2 separate regions of the Homo sapiens genome follow, and region 1 is linked to region 2. The links are chromatin loops, found by intact Hi-C in ENCODE. Cell type or tissue: GM12878. All regions are shown on one strand. Links, peaks and the distances in the headings refer to the core of each region. The heading gives the core; the rest is flanking DNA. Region 1 has its middle 38 kb from the start of ZBTB7C. Region 2 overlaps CTIF (cap binding complex dependent translation initiation factor).

The links. A loop is a pair of places that touch in the nucleus more often than their neighbours do. Peaks named below come from ENCODE experiments on the same cell type or tissue, not always from the same donor. Only the 100,000 strongest peaks of a DNase experiment are listed, where the experiment ranks them.
Region 1: a loop joins it to region 2, with 13 times the contacts of the local background. A loop is called at or near these places in 3 of 110 quality-filtered maps.

Annotation. Positions count from the first base shown.
Region 1 is chr18:48,445,531-48,448,435 of GRCh38, forward strand. No RefSeq gene overlaps it. Among named protein-coding and RNA genes, the nearest start is that of ZBTB7C, 38 kb to the left of the region's middle. RefSeq lists an enhancer at 8-302. In GM12878, for the core only: CTCF peaks have their summits at 131 (motif pointing right) and 1,272 (motif pointing left); a DNase peak (open chromatin) is centred at 151.
Region 2 is chr18:48,662,906-48,665,810 of GRCh38, forward strand. It overlaps CTIF (cap binding complex dependent translation initiation factor), which reads left to right. Exons shown (of 12, transcript NM_014772.3): 4 at 847-920; 5 at 1,542-1,646. Among named protein-coding and RNA genes, the nearest start is that of MIR4743, 6.2 kb to the right of the region's middle. In GM12878, for the core only: a CTCF peak has its summit at 1,538 (motif pointing left); no DNase peak of the experiment used is centred there.

The DNA.
Region 1 (2,905 bases), core at 87-2,586, 220 kb before region 2:
ATAGCACACCCAAGGCATGGCTAGCATCCCTTGGGGGCTCTGCTGGCCCCACCATCACCACAGTGAAGCAAGGAGGAGCTCTCCTGCCAGCCACATCCCAAGGCTGCTATTGTGTCCTCCTCCAGCAGGGGTCAGCAGACTGTTTCTGTAAAGGGCCAGAGAGCAAACATTCAGTGTAGGTGGGGCAATATGGTCTCTGTTGCAACTGCTTAACCCTGCTGCTGTAGCACAAAAGCAGACATAGATAGTAAGTAAATGAATGTGCATAGCTGTGTTCCAATAAAACTTTACTTACAAAAACAGGCAACGGACCAGATTTGGCTTAGGTATATAGTTTGCTGACCGCCGTCCTAAAATCATGGACCTGCCTAGTTGGAAATAATCCCAGGCCACAGAACAGGAAGGTTTTCTCTACTTGGAATCCACAAAAGCATCATGTTTCTTGTCTTCCAGGCTTTGCTGGAGAAATGGAACCAAATGTTCTATATATGTTTGACATACATTAAAGTTCAACTGGGAACAGAGATTCACAGGATATGGTTCCTGCTCTTCAGGTCCCCATGTAAATAAGGAGGTAATTCTCATTCAGTGTGATAAACACATGGGAGATGTGGGTACATATGTGTATGTTTGGGCTAAAACCACCACTAGCCAATGTCGCCAGGGTTTGGATAATTAACTTTGGGGGCCTGGGTCAGTTGACCCTCATGGTGGTTAATAAAGTAGTATCTGTAGTCACTTCTAGCTGTGGTCTTTACACATCTACAGAGGACTTGCCTTTTTCTTTTTTCTTTTTAAATTATTTTTTCAAAATTAAAAAAAAAAAAAAACTTTAAATAGAGACAGGATCTCCCTATGTTGCCCAGGCTGGTCTTGAACTCCTGGGCTCAAGGGATCCTCCTGCCTCAGCCTCCCAAAGTGCTAGCATTACAGGCGTGAGCCACCATGCCCAGTCACCTTTTTCAAATTAATCTTGGAAACAAAAACATAATCCCAGTTTGACACTGAGACAGAGCCCACAGGTATTGTTTTGGTGCATAGGCCACAGAACCGGAGAGTTGTCACAGCCATTGCATGGGAAGGCCACGGGCTGGGTGTGGCTCCAGATCCACGTTCTCGCGTCCTGGGCCTGCTCAGTGTGTTTCGGCTCCTGTGTATGCTTTTCTCTCTGCAGTGCCACGACATCCGACCCCGGCCTTCTCAGAGGACGCTAACCCGCCTGCCCGCCCGAGACTGCCAGCCCTGTCTGTGGGTGCCCTCTGGTGGCCTGTCGGCTGGAGAGCCTCGGCGCCTGTTAAGGCAATCAGTCAGGGAGAAGGAGGAAGCGTGAGACTGAGTTGCAGACATTTCCACCAGCTCCTCCTTTGCCAACACAAACCCAAGCCTCCCCCTAGGGATTTTGGAGTGCATTCAGAGCTTGGGGAAAGAATCATTTTCATTCCTAATTCGATACCCTTCATTTTTTCAACCGGGATGGTTCACATGATCAAACCGCACAAGAGGCCGCCGCTCTGTGTTCTGCTTATGGCCGAGAGGGCACGGCGGCTCCCCAGGGCACTCAAGATCTGAGGGATCTGGGGGCGCAACAAGTTAAGAAGCAGCTTTGAATATCTTCCTGGGGAGGCAATTCTTGCGTCTAATTTTCCGCTGCGCTTCTTGTTCCTTCGATGTCTACTGCAGTGGGGGTCTCAGTGGGAATGGACTAAGGATGCAGGAAAAGTATGGGGGTCTGAGTACAGGCAGGTACAGAGCTGACTCGGCTCCGCAAACACCGTAGAAACTAGTCCCGGTTCTCCCACCCATCTATTCACATGGCTGGAGGACTTAGCAAGGCCCTGGAGCACACTGGTTGACTCCACGGACTCCTGATCCAGGCTGCCTGGGTTCCAATCCCGGCTCTACCACTTTCTAGCCATGTAACCTCAGACAAGTTCCTTAACCCCTTTGTGCCTTGGGGTCCTTGTCTGTAAAATGAGAGTCATAATATTGCCTACCTCCAGGGTTGTTTTGAAAGATAAGTGGGTTGGTATCTGAGAAAATGCCCAGTAAATGTCTCCTGTTGTTATTCAGGAGAAAGCTCATAGTAACGAGGATAGGAATCTGAAGACCTCAGTTTCCATCCCAGAGCCACCTTATCCAGTTATGTGTGTTCCGGGAAGGGTGACCTCACTTCTCTGTGCTTAGAGCCTTCTATTCCAAGATAAGGATGAGGACTAACTCCTTCCTCTAAACTCCTCCATGGCTCTCCATTGACCTCATGATGAAGGCCCAGCTCCCTCATCTGGCCTCTAACACTCTTCATGCTCCAGCCCCTGCCCTTCTCTCAAGTCTCATTTCATGCAGCACCCAAGGTGATGATGGCTGATGAGTGATATTGTAAAGCACCCATCAGATCATGTCTCTCCTCTGCTCAGAGCCTTCCAATGGCTTCCCATGCCACTGAGAGTAAAATCCAAGGTGTTCTGCACAGGTTGCCAGGTCCTACAGCCTGACCTCAGCTCCCACCACTCCCACCCCCCACGCCACACCACCCACCCCCACACACACACCTCTGTGGCTGCTCCCAGCTCCCTCTTCCAGGATGCCAGCCCTCTCTTGCCTTGGGGCCTGATATGGTTTGGCTCTGTGTCCCCATCCAAACCTCACCTCGAACTGTAATCCCCACATGTCAGGGGAGGGGCCTGGTGAGAGGTGATTGGATTATAGAGGCCGACTTCCCCCTTGCCAATCTGGTGATAGTGAGGGAGTTCTCAGAAGAAGTGGTTGTTTGAAAGTGTGGCACTTCCCTCTTCGCTCTCTCTCCTGCTTTGCCATCGTAAGACATACTTGCTTCCCCTCCTCCTTCCACCATGACTGTAAGTTTCCTGAGGCCTCCCAGTCATGCTTCCTGTACAGCCTGTAGAAC
Region 2 (2,905 bases), core at 216-2,715:
ATGACAGGCATGTGGGTGGTCTCCAGTTTGGAGCTGTAATGGCGGATGCTGCTGTATACGCTTTCTGTACATGTCTTTTGGTGAGCATCGGGCACATTTCTGTGTGTTTATACCTGGGAGTGAATTTCTGGGTCATACGGCGTGCACACGTTCAGCTCAGGTGGATGTGGAAGTATTGTTTTAAAGAGTGTGACGATGGAAACCAGATTGCAGGGGTAAGAAGGGCTGGAGGGCATCAGGTGCGGTCAGGGGTTGGAGAATTTGCCAGGGAGCTCACCAGCCAGAGAGCAGAGAAACCAAATCATAGAAGCTGCATTGAGTAAAGAGGTTTCTGTCTCTGGGGTGGGTCACATAGGGAACACTGGAGGATCGGCTCGACTCAGAGAAATCCAGTTGCTGGTGTAGCCTTGGTCGGTGGGGGCTTCTGGGGAGTAGGACTGAACTGTGAAGGAAGGCAGCCTCCATGGGCTCCCCAGTGGGCCTGGCTCTGCAGAGCCCCTCCCTGGGGAGAAGCCTCAGCCATCAGGCTGGCAGTGGTGATGGTGGCTCTGGGTGGTACAGAGCCCTTGCTGGGTGTGGAGGCTTTGAGGAGAGAGCCATGGGCCTGGGGCAGCAGGGGCCTGGACCCTTCTGTATACATCTATAAAACCTCAGTGAAACGAGGGCCTATGCCTGGGGGGAGGCCAGGAGACCCCCAGGCAGTCCCCTGACTCTGACTGGGTGCACCAGCCACCATACTCACTTGGGGGCTCACTCCAGCCCCCCAGCCCCTCAGGCCCTGGCCCCGTGTTCTCAGCATCCTGGCCGAGCAATTAATGTCAGCCCTTTCACCCCCATCTCTTCCAGAATGGCAGCAAAGACAACTCTCTGGACATGCTGGGCACGGACATCTGGGCGGCCAACACCTTCGATTCCTTCAGGTAACCTCCTCCTCCCTCCTTCCCTGTGGTGTGAGGTCCAGCCGGGGAAACTGGCTTCCTTGGGGACGGAATGAACGCTGATGGTTCATGAGCAAGAGGCAGAGAGAAGCAGAGTAGGGGATGTAGGAAGGATGGGGTGGAAAGAAGGCCGGAGAGAGGAGGCGGTGAGTGTCAACGGGAGACAGTGGAGGCATGGGGAGGGCCCCCGGGATGGGGCTGCAGAGGCTGGGCCCCGCTTCCCACTAGCCTGCCTCATCTACCTCAGGGTGGCCGGGTCGTCACTTTGAGCTGCTTGTCAGAGGCTGGAGACTGGCATTTGGCCCCTTGCTCTCCCTGGCCTTCCTCAAATGTGGGCACGAAAACAAACTCAGGTGTTGCAGAGGCCGCTGTGCAATGGGCATCAGGCCCACACTTGTTTCATAAGCATGCACTTTCCCACGGCAGGGTGAGGAAGGTGAGGGGTGGCACCTGGGGCTCCATTCTGAGTGGGGCTCCCCGCCTGGCCCCTGGCGGCTCCTTTCTGCGGATCTGCTCTGCCAGGTTCAGCCTGGCCCCCTGGTTCCGTCAGTAACTGGGCTGTTGCCCTCTTGCCTCCGTTTCTCACCCTCCCTCGCCCTCTAGTGGTGCCACCTGGGACCTGCAGCCGGAAAAGCTGGACTTCACCCAGTTCCACCGCAAAGTCCGACACACGCCCAAGCAGCCCCTGCCACACATCGACCGCGAAGGGTAAGGGGTGCTGGGGCTCTTACCCAGGGTGGGGTGGGGCAGGGGACGGGAGTGGCCTTTGCCTCCACAGGGAGGCTGCTCTGCTGCACAGGGGACTCAGGTGGCTGATGCCCCGGGATGCTCTTCTTATGCGTCCCAGAGCTGCAGGCTCACTGGCTTCTCCTGGAATCCCTCCATTTCCCTCTGCCCAGCCCCCTCTAGCCATGCCATCCCCACCTGCTCCTGATGACCCACAGTGGCCCTGCTTGTCAGTAATCCACGCCAGCGCAGCAGAATCACCTGGGCGGTGGCACAGAGGACAGGCCCACCCCAGAGTCTGTGATTCCGTAGGTGTGGACTGAGGCTGTGTGTTTCTTTCTTTTTTTTTTTTTTTTGAGACGGAGTCTCGCTCTGTCGCCCAGGCCGGACTGCGGACTGCAGTGGCGCAATCTCGGCTCACTGCAAGCTCCGCTTCCCGGGTTCACGCCATTCTCCTGCCTCAGCCTCCCGAGTAGCTGGGACTACAGGCGCCCGCCACCGCGCCCGGCTAATTTTTTGTATTTTTAGTAGAGACGGGGTTTCACCTTGTTAGCCAGGATGGTCTCGATCTCCTGACCTCATGATCCACCCGCCTCGGCCTCCCAAAGTGCTGGGATTACAGGCATGAGCCACCGCGCCCGGCCTGAGGCTGTGTGTTTCTAACAAGTTCCCCAGCGGGTGCTGATGCTGGTCCAGGGACCACACTTGGGGAGCAGCTGGTGTCATGCCTGATTTTACACTGGCTTTTCTCACCCTCTATGACTTTGTGTGGCAGGGTTGCCTTCCCTTTTCAAAAGTGGTGTCACAGCCTGGGCAGACCTCAGGACGGGAATGTGACTCCAGCGAGACACAGAGGTGTGGGACAAATGGCTGCTCCTTCTTTTATAGTTTTATATAATTTTTAATGAGGCAGAATTCCCATACCATAAAATTAACCATTATAAAGTGTTCAGTCCACTGGCATTTAGTATGCTAGACCTGTTGTGCAACTACCATGTCTATCTAGTTCTGAAACATTCTCATCATCCCAATATAAAACCCCATACCCACTAGGCAATCATTCCCCATCCCATCACCACCCCCAGTCCCTGGCAACCACCAATCTGCTTTCTGTTTCTATTAATTAATCTATTTTGCATACTTACAGAAACAGTCATATGTGACCTCTTGGGCCTGGCTTCTTTCCCTTGGCATAATGTTTTTGAGGTTCATTCATTATAGCATGTAGCAGAACTTTATTC